Linked DNA regions of Homo sapiens: region 2 is linked to region 1. A link is an interaction called in ENCODE POLR2A ChIA-PET data of the cell type or tissue named here. Cell type or tissue: PC-9. All regions are shown on one strand. Each heading gives the region's core, and the rest is flanking DNA. Links, peaks and the distances in the headings are about the cores only.

What was found. Peaks named below come from ENCODE experiments on the same cell type or tissue, not always from the same donor. Only the 100,000 strongest peaks of a DNase experiment are listed, where the experiment ranks them.
Region 2: POLR2A ChIA-PET joins it to region 1 with 15 read pairs; 1 of 35 experiments calls an interaction of 5 or more read pairs at or near these places.

Annotation. Positions count from the first base shown.
Region 1 is chr5:72,063,514-72,071,677 of GRCh38, forward strand. No RefSeq gene overlaps it. Among named protein-coding and RNA genes, the nearest start is that of MAP1B, 40 kb to the right of the region's middle. In PC-9, for the core only: no CTCF peak of the experiment used is centred there; DNase peaks (open chromatin) are centred at 3,358, 4,338 and 4,798; H3K4me3 peaks cover 772 bases; H3K27ac peaks cover 3,975 bases.
Region 2 is chr5:73,223,011-73,231,174 of GRCh38, forward strand. All of the region lies in intron 1 of LOC124901002 (a long non-coding RNA gene), which reads left to right. Among named protein-coding and RNA genes, the nearest start is that of TMEM174, 54 kb to the left of the region's middle. RefSeq lists an enhancer at 6,996-7,621. In PC-9, for the core only: no CTCF peak of the experiment used is centred there; a DNase peak (open chromatin) is centred at 6,371; H3K27ac peaks cover 511 bases.

The sequences.
Region 1 (8,164 bases), core at 2,079-7,078:
AGAGGTGGGTTGAGTTGGGGAGGCTTGGGAACAAATAAAGTAAGGATGTCTTAGAATTCAGGATATTACAGCTGGAAAGGGTTTCAGGGAGTATCTAGTCCAATTGCTTAATTTTGCAACTGAGAAAACAGAGCAAGTCCACTTGTCCTAAGCAGCAGAGGTCCAGGACCTAGTATATCTCATCCTGGGATGAGATAAAAGTGAGAGGAGGCTAGTCCTGTGGGATTATTCTTAACATTTCCACCAGAAGTTTCTACTACTTGAGTTCTCCCTCATCGTGTGACCCTATTCACCACACCAGTGAATAAGCTTCCTCAGAAACATGTCCTGGTTTGTGCATGAATTTCCCTGATTTATACCTGGAAGCCTCCAATCTGGACTAGACATCCTTAGTTGTAATGGACTCTCTGGTTGATGTCACCCCAACTTCCCAGGCTTCTATCAATGACCTCTACTTTTTATTAATGTTACCATGCGTCTACTTGGTTTGTCATACTTTCTGAAGTACTAGAACTTGACGGAGCTGGGTATGCACTAACATGTTATACTTGTCCTTGTGTGGCTGCTTATTGAGGCTGTAGGTCTGCCGTTTGGTAGAATACAATTAACAAGATCGTAGAATAGGGGAAAGAACACATGGGTAAAGCACCCAGTAACCAGTCATGCAGAGGCTTAGTGATGTAAGAACTCACACCATAATCTGGTTAATTTTTTACTTTTTTGAGACAGGGTCTTGCTCTGTTGCCCAGGCTGGAGTGCAGTGGCTTGATGATGGCTTACTGCAGCCTCAAACTCCTGGGTTCAAGCAATCCTTCTGCCATAGCCTCCTGAATAGCTGGGACCACAGTTACATGTTACCATGCCTGGTTAATTTTTTATTTTCACTTTTTGTAGAGACAGGGATCTCTCTATGTTGCCCAGGCTGGTCTTGAATTCCTGGACTCAAGTGATCCTCCCACCTTGGCTTCCCAAAGTGCCAGGATTACAGGCATGAGCCACCACGCCTGGCTGGTTAATTTTTACAAATGAAAAATAAGAGCAAGAGTCTGCTGAGGTAGGTAATCACACTGAGTCAAGCTGGTGGGAGTTGTTTTTTTTTTTTTTTTTTTTTTTTTTTTTTTTTTTTTTGCCTGAATTATCTAGGTAAACACAGACATGCCTAAGAAATAAAAGATCTATATATATAAAGAAGCTACATTAAATCTTCATTTTAAATTTTCGTTAAATTCTAATTGTGTGTATGTTTTTTTAACTGGGCTGACAGACATTAATAACTACTGAATTAGTGAATTTCCATTGGCTCTGGATCTGTAAATAGAACAAAGCCATCTGTGGGTTAGAGACCACGGAAGCTCCTGCCTGGCCTCCCAGAGGTTCATTGTAACCTTGGGTCACAGATGGATGTGGCTCAGCTACCCTGAGTACTAGCTTCATCTGGCCTCAGAGCCCCAGAGCCAAGAGCAGGTGTAAGCCACATGCCTAGTCTCCCCAGGGGCTAGGAAAAGCCGCCTTGAGACCAAGGCTGCAAACAAAAGCTGGTAGAGGAGATTTCCTAGCTGTTTCAGACTGTGCCATAGATGTGAAACTCAAAGGCGAAGGGAAAAGTCAGCCTTCCTTATTCCAGCCTCTCCTACCTGCCTGTGTCCAAGAATGCTTCAAACCCAGAGATGCTTTTACTAAAATGGATCTCCAAGTTTGAGCCCTGGTGTTCTTACCATTTTGCTATTTAAAGTCTGCACAGGTATCTGGAGAACTGTCTGAATGGCTACCTCCCCCAGCATCTCCCTAACTAACTCACTCAATTTTTGCAGAGGGTCCTCTTTCAAAGAAATACCTGTGGCTGGGTGTGGCAGCAGGGCATGCCTGTAATTCCAGCTACTCAGGAGGCTGAGGTGGGAGGATCCCTTTTGCCCAGGAGTTTGAGACTGCAGTGAGCTATGGTTGTGCTGCTGTACTCCAGCCTGGGCTCTGTCATCCAAGCTGGGGACCCCAGCTCTAAAATGGGGTCTCTTTATTTTTAGATACCCTGTCTCTAAAATAATAAATAAAAAATTTAAAAAATAAGGAAACACCTCTGCCTCTGCTAGTCTGCCTTTCTCCCATTCTAGAAGGCCTTTTGTTTTTCTTTTCTCAAGTTTATTTCCCACTTGAGTAAATGTATTATTTCCTTTCCCTGATGTAAGAAAATTTCCTCTTACAAATGTTTTTTAGCCAATGAAGAAAATGCACTGGCAAGGACAGGGGCCTCCATCTCTCATGTGATCCAGAGAGATTCCTGTGAGCTGAGGTTTGCTCTTGGGAATGCCTGTTTGGATGCAGAGGGTTAGAATGCAGCTAAAGAAGGACCCTTGCCCAAGGTCCTCAGGTTTCCATGGCTCAGTGTGTATCTGACACCAGGGAGGTTTGAAGAGGGAGTAGGGGTGGCCAGGGATTAAATAAATGGTTGGAGGTAAGGGAGGATCTGGAAGGGCTGAGCCGTGTTCCTGTAAGGTCCTCAGGAGGCCAGGGCGCAGTGCCTGATCCTGTATTGCAGGCTGAAGCGGCTTAATTGCTGGTAATTAAGGCAGGATCTATAGTTTCTGGGCATGCCTAGTGGGGGAGGGGCTGGGTTTCTGGCCTTGGATGAGCTGCAGGAAAGCAAGCGGCTGCTCTTCTGAGCTTACAGCTCAGACACTCCCAGCAGGGCCTGTTGCTGGGCAGTTTTCAGCACTAGGAGTCTTTGCAAACCTGCTCTTTGAGGATGGAGATTGTCTTTTCAAAGGAACTCAAAGTAGAATATGAATAGTTAACCTTTATTGAGAATTTACCATAGGTCAGGAATTCTGCTAACCACGTTTAATTCTCAAAACATCTCAATGGGTGAATTTTTAATTGATGATGATAATAAAAGATTGGATAATTTGCTCAAGGTCCACAGTTCACACAGAATGCAAATTTAGTTAATTGGATTCCAGAGTCTGTGTTTGCAGGCACCACGCTCTTCTGCAGAGATTGCAAGCTGGTAGCCTATAAGCCTTCAGTGTGCCTGATCCCCACATTGCTTTAAATATAAAAATGTTCAATAAAATTAAGGATTTCTGGCTTTTTTGAAAAAATGATAATGTCTTCCAACACTGGCCCAATTTTTGCATGGCAACAATGAATTGGGACTGAGTAGCTGTTGCCCCTTCTAGAGAGGGAATCTCCAGTTTTTCTGTTTGTACTGCTTCTTCTTGCAAAACTCCTAGCCCATTTCAATCATTTATGAAAATGACATGCCTGGCCCTCGGCATTTTGAAATTGTGACACTGCCTTTTGTCAAGCAAAATAGATTAAGACATAAGAGTATGAGCTGGAATAGAGAAATGAGGTGGTAAGACCCAGTTACACGAGCCACAAGTGTCTTTGCACTTAGTCATACACTCCAAGAGCACAAGCTCATCGCTGAGGCCAATTTATCCCTAGTCTCATTTTCAAGTTCACAGATAAGCAGAGAAGGGCTGGCTCAGGGTGGGGGTAGAAATGTACAGAAATTTCAAGAAGCATTGTAGTCTGAGATAAGCAACTTTCCCCATCTACTTTTAGGATATTACTTTTCATAAAGCTTTACCATAAGTTCTGCTTTATCATCTCTGCCTGAGCTTCCAGCTGGACAGACTCCGAAATCTAAAAGCCTGCAACTTCCAAAGGAGGACATTTAGCTGCCCAAGGCTGTACAGCCACACCAGGCTGATTGCTTCTGGGTAATCAGGTGGGAAATATCATCTGCATTTAGGGTTTCCTGTGCCATCAGTCTTCTCCAGATGCCTGCAGAGTTGAGATTCACGTACCCACACCAGCAACACTGTCCCTTAAAGGGCTGTAGTGCTTTTTGGGAAGTAGAGTAAATAAAATGATTTATTAGTTTTCTTTAACCAGAAGAATCAATCACTCTGGTCAAGGCAAGGACCATCATGTGGTGACATGATGTTGAGGTCCAGCTTTTGAACTCTTCAGAGTAAGCCGAGAATGATCTTACATCAGGCACCTCCAGAGAAGCATGGACCCCTCAAGTCCACTGTGACCACCAAGCTGAGGCCATGAGACTCCGGAAAACTTTATCTTAGAATATGTCTTCTTTGCATAAAAGGAACAATTAAGCTTGGCTTCCTGACATTGAGGGTGACTAGGCTTTTCCCTAACAACCGGTAGGGCAGCTGGCATTTTCATGCTTTCACAGCCGGAAGACTCTAGCCCCAAGTTGTGTGCTCTAGTCTCTCTTCCAGACAAGTATTTTCAGAATTCTTGACTAAAATATCTCAATAAAGGCTGCTCTTTCCTAAACCTCAACCTCAGAGCTTCCCTGGAGGATGACTCATCTTGAGCAGAGGCAGCGCAGCAGACCTGTATGAGCAGGGCGTGGGCTTGGACAGCCCTGGGTTTGCAACTGGCTTCTCTGCTTGCTGGCTGGGTGGGCCTACAATTCAGTCACCTCACCTCCCTGGGCAAAGATTTCTTCATTCAAGGAATGCATAATGACCCTGCCTCCCAGGGTTGGAATAAAACTTCTTTAAAATAATGCAGCACAGAAAAGAGCTTAGAAAGATGTTTGTGTGCGGTAGTGTGAGGGGGGACAGATCATGTGTTCCAAGGGAATACAGGAAGGGTTTAATAAAAGGTCTTCCTGATTCTGTCCCCTGCCTGCGTCTCTAATTTTCTTGTTCCCATTGCCCTTTCTCACTCAGTGTGGTGTTTCTTCTGCTAAAAACATTCTTCCTACCCCTCACCCCACACTTGCCTCACTCCCTCTTCCTCCCTCTTCAGGTTGCTGCCTTCCCTGGCCTTCCAGACTGGATCAGGTCCCCAGGCCAAACTTTTTGAAACCAAGTTGTACTTTCTCTTCACAGCATTTCCTGCTGTATCTGAGATGATGCCACTATCTGTCTCCCACTATTCTTAGAACTTCCTAAGAGCAGGGCTCTCCTGTTTTGCCCACAGCTGTATCCCAAATGCCTAAAAAGAACCTGCCACATAGTAGGTCCTCAATAAATATTTGCTGAATGAGTAATAAAACTTAGCTTGATCTTTCTTTTGATTATACAACAGTCAACAGACGTATATTAAGAAATCATTCTTGGCCAGGCGTGGTGGCTCATGCCTGTAATCTCAGCATTTTGGAAGGCCGAGGTGGGCAGGTCACCTGAGGTCAGGAGTTCGAGACCAGCCTGGCCAACATGGCGAAACCCCGTCTCTACTAAAAATACAAAAATTTGCCAGGCATGGTGGCGAGCATCTGTAATCCCAGCTACCCAGGTGGCTGAGGCAGGGAGAATTGCTTGAACCCAGGAGGCGGAGGTTGCACTGAGCTGAGATCGCACCACTGCACTCCAGCCTGGGTGACAGAGTGAGACTCTGTCTCAAAAAAAAAAAATTATTCTTAACCATCTAAAATTTAACTCATAATGGATCAAAGGCCTAAATGGAAGAGCCAAAACTATAAAACTCTTAGGAGAAAACATAGGGGTAAATGCTGATGACCTTGGATTTGGGAATGGAGCCTTACAATATGACACCAAAAGCACAAGCAACAAAAGAAAAAAGTAGATAAATTGAATATTACTAAAATTAAAAACTTTTGTGTTTCAAAGGACATCATCAAGAAAGTGAAAAGGCAATCTGCACAATGGGAGAAGTTTTTCCAAATCACAGATCTGATAAGAAACTTGTATATAGGATGCATTTTAAAAATTCTTATAACTCAATAGCAAAAAGATAAATAACCCAATTTAAAAATGGGAAAAAAAATGAATAGACATTTTTCCAAAGAAGATATAAAATAGCCATTAAGCACATGAAAAGATGCTCAACATCATTAGGTATCAGGGAAATAGAAATCAAAACCATAATGAGATACCACTTAACACCTACTATAATGGCTAGAATCAAAAATTCTGATAATAACAAATATTGGTGAGGATCAGAAACCTCATTCATACGCAGCTGGTGGTAGTGTAAAATGATGCAGCCATTTTTGAAATATAGTCTAGCAGTTCCTCATAAAGTTAAAGACAGAGTTAGCGTTTGACCAGCAATTTTACTCTGTGATATACCCAAGACATATGAAAAAATGTCCATACAAAAACTTGTGTATGAATGTTCATAGCAGAGTTATTCATAATAGCCAAAAAAGAGAAAAGAACCCAAATATCCATCACCCGATAAATGGATAAATGAAATGTAGTCTATCCATACAATAGAATATTATTCAGCCATAAAGGAGGAAGTACTGATATATGCTATGACATGAATGAAAACATTCAGTTAAGTGAAAGAAGCCAGACCCAAAAGGCCACATATTATATGCTTCTATTTATATGAAATGTCCAGAATAGGCAATCCATAGAGACAGAAAGTCGATTAGTGTTTGCCTTGGGTGTGGGGGAAGGGATGGGAGGATGAGGAGTAAAAAGCTAAAGGGCACAGTGTTTCTTTGGGCCATGATGGGAATGTCATAAAATCAGTTGTAATGATGGTTTCACAACTCCGTGAATATACTAAAAAAAATCCAATTCTGTCCTTTAATGAGTCAATCATATGATATATGAATTACATTTCGAACTGCAAAAAAAGGGAAAGAGAGATCATTACATGCCCATGAATTTTTAGGTATTAAGAGAAGCATGTGACTCTCACCTGCAACGACTTAACAAGCCAGATGGGACGACAAACATATATGAAATAATAAGCAATACTAAATCAGTTATAACCAAACACTACACCACGAAGCAAAAGCTGCGGTCCTAAGAAGGCGCACAACCTATGAAGATGGGGCATCTTGCATAGGAGATATCTTAAATTCTGAATACAGAAACTACATCCTGTGACACTTGGTGTTGACACTAGCTATTTTCTAGCACTGTTGTCTGCTTTTCCATATGTTTTAGTCAGCACCTCCCAGCTAGATCGACTGTTTCATCGCTGCCTTCCCCTAGCTGCAAGCACAGTGCTTGGCACTCACTTAGGGTGGTGGGTTCTATGACTGGAGGTGGAGCCAGTGTCGGGATGTAAAGCCTCCTGTCTGAGCTGACCTGTCTCTTTTCATCATGCCTATGTCAACAAGGGATTCCTTTTTGCAAACATCTTTCCCATGTTTCATTTGTTAGCCTATCCCACAGGCCAGGAGGGCAGAAGAGCATGCTAATGTGACTGTCTGAGGAAGTAACTGGAGAATAGCAAGGAGCAGGGAGGCTGGTCTTAATTCAAGGTCTCCCAGGGGGCAAGCACCTGGCTGATCAGGGATTAGCATAGATGTTACCATCCTGCTAAACCCAGAAAGCCAGGTTGTTTATCTATTTGGGAGGTAGATTTATAGTCATGTAAGGGAGAAAAAATTGGTCTAAATCAAACTTTATTTTAGGACGAAAATAAGGGCGTGTGTGTGCAGTAGTGTAAAGAGGGCTGATCATGTCTTCAAGGGAATTAAAAACCCAAGCAAATGATAAAGTTACAAAAAAAGTGTTTGTGATCCCCAGTATCCCTGCGACCCTCTAAGATCTACAATTCTGAGATGGGGAAGATTACCTTAAGCCAGCCTCAACGTTCCTTTGGAGATCCTGTTCCATTTAATATATCATTTAATGTATTTGTTCATTTAGGCCATGACTCATTGCTTCTCTGAATTCTATTTTTTACTTGTCGTTTCTCAGTCGGATATTTTTCCACATATCAGATGTTCAACTATTTGTCTAATAGGACAATACCTACTTTGGGGCTGATAAACTGACCACATAGTTTTATTATTTGTAAATTGTAAAAGATTGTAGTAAAAATGTCTTCCCCTAAATTTGCCAAGATTGAGAAATCACCCTAAAGTCAGCATGTGATAAAATGCAAATTGTGTTATGTATTTTCTCAGGTATAATTCTGAGGCACCCAGAGGAAGATGGTAGCTACCTACCTATATGTTATTGTCTAATATTTGAACATATTCCCCATCAGGCTGGGGAAAGCAGACAAGGAACCTGAGCCAAGAGAGCAGGAATCTCAGGATGGGCAGAGCAAAATGGAGACTAACCAAGATGGTGGACCACATGGCTGCCTAGAAGTAATCATTTGTTAACCTTTACGTGTGGCTGAGTTTATAGCTGATGTATGCGTACATACAAATGATGTATTTATAGGTAAATGCATAGAAAAGTTCTAGAGT
Region 2 (8,164 bases), core at 1,763-6,762, 1.2 Mb after region 1:
CTGGAAGATTACTGAAGTTACAGGATCTGCCTAGAATAGAGAGCTACAGAGAATGGCTTTCAGGGAAGAATAATGAAATTGTGTATGGTTGGGGAAGGATGTAAGATCCACAAAGAGGAAGATGAGAAGAAGGATTAAAAATGAGACAAAGGCCAAAAATGGCTTGATTAGATTCGAAGAGTTGAAGGTATAAAATTTCATGTTCCAAACCTTTACAATATAAATAATCACTTCCTGAAGAAACTAACATAATTTTTCTGCTAGAAAATGGTGTTCTTTATTTTTAAAAAATTATGTTACACCTCCAAATGTAAGAAAAAAGAAAGCTCTCCAAGATATGGGAGATTTGAATGATTATTGCATGGTATTAAATGCTAAAGCGAAGAAAACTGGCTTTAAAATGAGAATAAAAATTAAGAACCTTTACTTCTTGGATATTAATTTAAATAAGCATGCTCTAACATACTGTGCCATTCATTACTAGTTTCAGAAAGTTATCAGAAGCATATGTTGAGCATGTTTAGAAAGCCAGCTTGCTTAGTTCAGTGAAGCAATGTCTGGCGTTAGTGCCTATAGAAAACAGAAGAGCATACACACTACTTTAATTCCATTGTTTTAAAAACTTGGGAAGACTTTTTTTTTTTTTTTTTTTTTTTTGAGACCAAGTCTCTCACTGTTGCCTGGGCTGGAGTGCAATGGCACAATCTCGGCTCACTGCATCCTCTGCCTCCCGGTTCAAGCGATTCTCCTGCCTCAGCCTCCCGAGTAGTTGCGATTACAGGCTCCCCCCACTAATTTTTTGTATTTTTAGTAGAGATGCGGTTTCACTGTGTTGGCCAGACTGGTCTCAAACTCCTGGCCTCGTGATCTGCCTGCCTCGGCCTCCCAAAATGCTGGGATTACAGGCATGAGCCACCACACCTGGCCAAAACTTGAAAAGACTTTAATATCATCTGAAATTATTGATTAACTTATTTTGTGTACTTAGACAAGCACTAAGAGGAGAAAAATGATGTTGATTTAAAATTTGAAACTCAAAATCTAGAATTAAAACAGTCATTTAATACAAAGCTCTGATTTGTAATTGTTTTCTCAAAACAGTTAACATAGCTTTTTCATTCCCTCAGGATTATTTCTACAGTTGAACAAGGGATTTCTAAAGCTCATTTCTAACAGGAAATCTAAAATCTACTAAAATATTGTTACAACAATTTGAAAAATTAAAGGCAATAGAAATAGATGTAACAAAACATTAAGTACTATCTGCTAAAATAATGCTAATTTACATTAACAACATGTCTCACTTTTTTACGCAAAATTTCAGAGCAGCCGCAATCCACTAACAGTTATGGAATGATGGCCTGTGTTAATGTCTGCCCCTCACTAAATCACCCAGTATGTCCAAAGCTGGAATGTCTTCAGCAACATTTTTCAGTGGTCATTTTTAAGTGATTGAAACTGTCAATGATAGTCTTTGAGTAGACGATCCACTTTTGGTCAAAACATACTAGAAAAGTCATCCCTCTTTGAAGTGCCATGTATTGTATCTGCAATCATGTTGTCAAAATAAAATGCATTTAAGATATGTAAGGAAGAGAATTTCTTACTTAAATGCAAAAAAAAAAAAAAAAAAAACCCACACAAGACAAATGTTCATTCTTGTAACACAGTCCTAGTCCATGATTACCTATAAATACCGAGCACTGGAGACTCAAATCAGCTTTCTGGTCAACAATGGAAACTGATATGTTTAGCTATTGAAAACTTAAGAGAATTTGTCACTGTACTAGAAAAATACAATCTGATAGAAAAGATAGCATTCTAAAATATTTTTCTAATGATCACCTTGGCTTTCTGTGGTTCTGCAAATACAAATAAATAGAGAGCTAAGTCTTTCATTTCTTCCCAACTTCAAATTTAGCTACAAACACTCTTAAATGAAAACACAGTTTTCTGGAGTTCTGAGATGTCAGGAGTGGTAACGAACAGAGATGCAAGAACTTCCAGGAAGGTCTGTGGAGAGCTGCAGAAGATTTAGGGAGCCGTTTGGGGTGTGCTGGAGAATGCTCCTTAGTCTTAGATGGTTTCCTCCTCCCCATGACCTTCTCACCACTCTTTGCTAAAAGACTATTTTAGAGAAGTGGAGCTACTAACATTGGGTTCATTATTAAAAGAAAACACCAAACCAGCTATTACCAATTCTGCTGTTACTCCTTGGTTTCAAGTGAATGCTGAAGTAAGCAGTTGTTGGATCACAAAATGTTAACACTGCAAGGGACGCTTAAAAGTTGCCTCTCTGGGTAAAATTTTTAGCTGACTATGGGCTACCCTGGGACTAGGATAACTCTTGACTCTCAGTCCACAACTGTTTAATATGTAAATATCAGAAATTGGTTTAGCCAAGGGATTATAGATTAGAACATATTTTGTTAGATTTATACCTAAATATTTCATGTTTTTAAATAACATACATTTGAGTCCAGCTCCTTAGAATCCCAAATTAAATCTGGATCAGTGTTGTCCCATCTGAGTCACAGAGACAGACCAGTGCTGTCCAGTAGAAATATAATGGGAGCCACACATGTAATCAAAATGTTCCAGTAGCCATATCTTAAAAAGTGTAAAGAAACTGGTGAAATTAATTTTTGTAATAGTGAATTTATTATTTATTGTGCATAACAAATTGTCCCAAAATTGTAGCTTAAAACACACATTTAATATTTTACCATTGTGTTGGGTCAGCAATGCACGATGGCTTTGAGATAGAAAGAGAGATAGAGGTGGCGCAAGCTAATGAGTGAGAGAGGGAGCACCCAAGATAGAAGCCGCAGTCTTTTTGTAATCTCAGCTTGGAAGCTGCAGCCCATCACTTCTGTCATAGTCATTTGTTAGTATTGAAATACTAAGCCTAGCCTAGAGCCTAGGGGAGGGAATTACATATGGGCATGACTACTGGGAGGCTGAGCTCAGCAGGGGCCATCTTAGAGGCTACCTACCACAAATATGTGTGTACATACATTAATGTCTATTTATATACATTTAACAAAATTTTAGACAGAGGTGATACATGTGCAAGCTTGTTACATGGGTATATTGCATAATGCTGAAGTGTTTTGGCTTCTAGTGAACCATCACCAAAATAGTAAACTACCCAATAGGTAGTTCTTCAGCCTTCATCCCCCCACACCTTTAGAGTCCCCAGTGTCTATTACTTCCATTTTTAGATCCATGCATACTCATTGCTTAACTTCCACTTATGAATGAGAACATGTGGTATTTGATTTTCTGATTCTGAGTTGTTTCACTTAGGATAATTGTCTCCAACTCCCTCCATGTTGCTGTGAAGAACATGATTTCATTGTTTTTTATGGCTGCATGGTATTCTGTGGTGTTTAAGTACCACATTTTCTTTATCCGGTCAACTGTTGGTAGACACTTAGGTTGATTCCATGACTTTGCTCTCGTGAATAATGCTGCAATAACATACAAGTGCAGGTGTCACTTTCGTATAACAATTTCTTTTCCTTTGGGTAGATACACAGTAATAAGATTGCTGGGTTGAATGGTAGCTCTACTTTTAGTTCTTTGAGAAGTCTCCACACTATTTTCCATAGAGGTTTTATTGATTTACATGCCCACCAACAGTGTATAAGTGTTCACTTTTCTCTGCAGCCTTGCCAGCCAACATCTGTTAGTTTTTGATTTTTTAATAATAGTCATTCTGACTGATATGAGGTGGTATTTCACTGTGGTTTTAATTTGTATTTCTCTGATGATTAATGATGTTGAGTATTTTTTCATATGTTTGCTGGCTGCTTGTATGTCTTCTTTTGAAAAGTGTCTTTTCATGTCCTTTGCTTATTTTGTAATAGGGTTATTTTTTTCTTGTTGATTCATTTTAGTTCCTTATAGATTCTAGATATTCATCCTTTGTTAGATGCATAATTTGGAAATACATTCTCCCATTCTATAGGTTGTCTGTTGATTGATTCTTTTGCTGTGCAGAAGCTGTTTAGTTTAATTTAGTCCCATTTGTCTATTTTTGTTTCTGTTGCATTTGCTTTTGAGGTCTTACCAATAAAATATTTGCCTAAGCCAATGTCCAGAAGAGTTTTTCCAGGTTTTTAATAGGATTTTTATAGTTTGATGTCTTACATTTAAGTCTCTAATTTATCTTCAGTTAATTTTTGTATATGGTGAGAGATAGGGGTCCAGTTTCATTCTTCAGCATACTCCCAGCCATTATTTATTGAATAGTGTGTCCTTTCCCCCATTGTTTATTTTTTGTTGGCTTCCACAAACATATTTTATCTAACCCAATATACCCAAAGTATCATTCAATATATAACTAATATAAAATTATTAATGAGACTTTTGCATTCCGATTTTATAATCTCCTTGCTGTGGACTGAATGCTTGCACTGCCCCCAAAATTACTATGTTGAAGCCCTAATCCCCAATGTCATGATATTAGAAAGTGAAACCTTTGGATGGTAACTAGGTTTAGATGAAGTCAGAAGGATGGAGTTCCCATAATAGGATTAATGCCCTTACAAGAAAAGGAAGAGACATGATATATCTCTCCCTCCTTGAGCCCACCCCCACACCACCCCTCTTGCAAGCACCAGGGAAAGGCCATGTGGGGATGTAAACAGGAAGAGGGTCCTCAACAAGAACCCAACCATTCTGGCACCCTAATCTTGAACTTTCAGCTTCCAGAACTGTGAGAAATCAATGTTGCTGAAGCAACCCAGTCTGTGGTAATTTGTTATAGCAGCCTAGACTTACTAAGACAACCTACAAAGTCCAGAATGTATTTTACACTTACGGCCTGCATCAATTTGGACTAGATACATTTCAAGCATCAATTGCCACCTGTGGCTAGAGGCCACTGTAGTACAGAACACATCTAGATGGTCTGAAGCCATCTGAAGATCCAAAGACCCTAACTAAGTGGTCTTCTTCACCAGCAACCTAAATGATTGATGTGATTTATCAGACATATCAAGTGCTTACCATGTACCAGACATAGTGCTGAATGTAAGGAACCTCAAGCTAATAAATAATAGTGCCTGCCCTAAAGGAACTCAGACAAGTAAGAGGTTAACTTCGGATTCTAGACCAGCCATGCAGGGCCTACCTCAGAGAGCTCTACACTGTGATGGGTTCTTGCGTAAGGCAAAGCTCAGTCCCTCCATGGTCCGTGGGAAGGTGGGTGACCCAAGTCTGCCTGGCCCAGCCAGAGTCTCTGACAATGACCATACACATCATTTACTCCCAGGCCTAACCTGAGGCCTGGGCCTCGGGCCCTGAACTGGAGCCCATATGTTGGCCTGAAATCTGATTTACCTTGGACGTGGAACAAGTTAAATATTTGTCTAACTCAGTACGTTGTATTTTCCGCTATTCTTCACAAGCATGTCCTGTAAAAGAAGGGAGATGTGGGGGCTACCTTAATATTTCAGGCTCCTTGGGTGCTTTAGAGGGGTTTCTGCAGAAGTATCGGTACATGCCACAGTTGCACAAAGCTTCAAACATATGTGACTAAATTTATGTGGAAAAAAATGTCCTTAATTATCTTACCAGCTATGAATGAATTTAGCACCAAGGAGATATGTTTTTAGTCCATTCTCTGTCCTAACTCTGATCATGCAAATGCCTTTGCTTTTTGTCTCACAACGTATGTCCTGAATTGTATTTGTGGTAAGTTATAAGCATCTTGAGAGTATAACTCTATGTATCGAGTACATCTAGGGTGTAGCAGAGGAGCCCTTCCACCTCTCCCAAAATGTACTTAAACACTATTAATAGTGATACACCTGGCAGTCCAGTTAAATAATTCTAAGTTTCATTTGGGGGAAATATAGTATACTTTTCATTAACAGTAGAGGAAAACAGCTTTCGGAGTGGTCTCTCTACCAGTGTAAATAGCAGTCATTTATTTTAAAGTTAGAGGAAAATCTATGCCTGTCCTAATGGAAAGAAGTTAGCTTCATTCATGTGGTGTCTGGAAAAATGATCTTGAATGGCTTCTTGATTAATTTTTGTCTTCATAAAAATATTATTTAGAAAAAATAAACAACTGTGAAGACAGTTGCAAGTAAAGGACTACAAATAAAACAATATTTCTTTCTGACATGTAAAACCCATCTCCAAATTGCTATTTCATCACATAGACATGCATTGTCTCATTAATGTCCCAGTAGCTGCATCTTTAAAATGCCTTTGTTTCACAATGTGGACACAATAAAAAATATGAGGACATAGATCTCATTTCTGTGCCTAATAATGTGGTGATTCTGGTTGAGCTGCTGTAGGCTGGAACTCAACCACACAACCTGGAAAAACATTCAGGGAGTCTGGAACATAGAAAAGTCCCCAATCCTGTTTGGCTGGAATTTGAAGGGTGAAATGAAAGCTTCTGTTCTGTGTAAATCTGTCCAGATTTAGTGTTTTACAGCATCAGGCAATGCTATTGGTGCCAAGAACTGGCTCTGCCTAGAGGCCCCACCAAGAAGCGAAATCCCTTTGCTCAGAAGTCAGGTTACATTACAGAAAGAAATGAATTTTAAACATTCCATTGTAAATACCATTTATGCATGTCATCTTTCACATGTAGAGTGGTTTCATTTTAAAAGTAAAGCTTGCTCCTGTTTTGGAGGTTCTAAATAAAAATGAAAAGAAAATAGCATTTTAGTTGGCCTTTAAAAGATCATGTGTGACCAAGCTTGGCATTTGTGGTTGTGACATAAAACTGTATTTTTGCAGTTTTAGAATGCAAATTTAAACCTACAGTATACACTCAAGCAAACCAACAAATATCTATCTATAAACATATAAATAGATACACATGCATAGAGACATGTATATGCATACACACATTGTGCACAGCAACACTGGTATAAAGATCTTTACTTCTTTTTTATTATAGCTTTCATTGTCACTTATTGTAACATTTTCCACAAAACACATGTTTCATTGCTGTAGTAGTTCAGGCAGTTGTGAAAGATGGAAGGGGAGGTGAGGGGGATGTGCATATCTTTGGACAAAGAGGGAGACCCGAGGGTGGGCAACATCTTTTAGCTTTTTCCATCTGAACTTTAATTTGCTCCCTAAAAGGAGAAGCTGAGTCCATCAAGCTAAACAGTGAAGCCTGAGATTTGCTTTAAAACTCGAACTCATTCTCTTTGGTTTGGACAGGCTACTGCTAGCCCTCGCCCCAGACTGTCCGGTTCTCAGGAGGGTTTGCGCGGCCTGTTTGCCAAGCCTGGGTAGGCGGGACAGGGGGATTCCCAAGGCCGATCAGATTCTATTTACTGCCCTCTTCCCCAACCCCGGGGCCACCTCTGAGGCATGAACCCAGAGACGCGCGCCCTGGTCTGGGAAAGCAGGACCGCTGCGCCCAGCGCCTCAGGGGTAGAGGCGGGAACAGGCCCGCGGTCGCTTTGCTGGCGGGGAAGGGCGATCTGACGATCAGGGAGTTGCGCCCCTCTCTCTGGGCCTCGTGAAGGAACAGAGCAATTACAGCGCTGGGCCGGCCACGTAGTCCTGGGGCTAGGTGGGCCCAATGCTCCGGGCCGCGGGGCTGGAGCGCGGAGGCTGGAGAGGGAGGAGGACCCTCCGCGGCTCCAGGCCTCCCAGCTGGAGGGGCTCACGCCCGGGACTCCCCATCAGACCTTTGAGGGGGAGCTTCTCAAAAAGCCCTAAACTCCTCGAGGATATTCTCCGAGTGCTTCTCCTTACCCAAGCGCTGCTTCCAGACTCCACGCCTCTAGAACTAGCTGGCGTCCACGGTCGGCCAGAGCAGTTAGGGGGCTGCGCTAGCAGGGACATGTGGGGCAAAAGAGACGTATTTTAAAACCCCCAAACAAATGTGCCCTGAAACTCACGGAGCCTGAGTTTCTGGGTTCCTCGCTTGCACTGCCCCTTCCGAAGCCCTGCGAGGGGCGCTAGTAATCCTGGATTCCGAATTGTGGGTTCTCAGTTTTAAAGGGTTGCCCCCGCCCCAGCCCCCTTCTCAATTGTCTAATCTCAGGCCTGCAACTTCGGCGTCCGCCAAACGCCGGCCTTGCCGCAGGTGCAGGACTCCTGCAATGTACTCTGGGGTTACCAGTCTGTTTGGGGTGCGGCCTGCAGGCGTAACCATGGAGTAACTTCGGGAGCC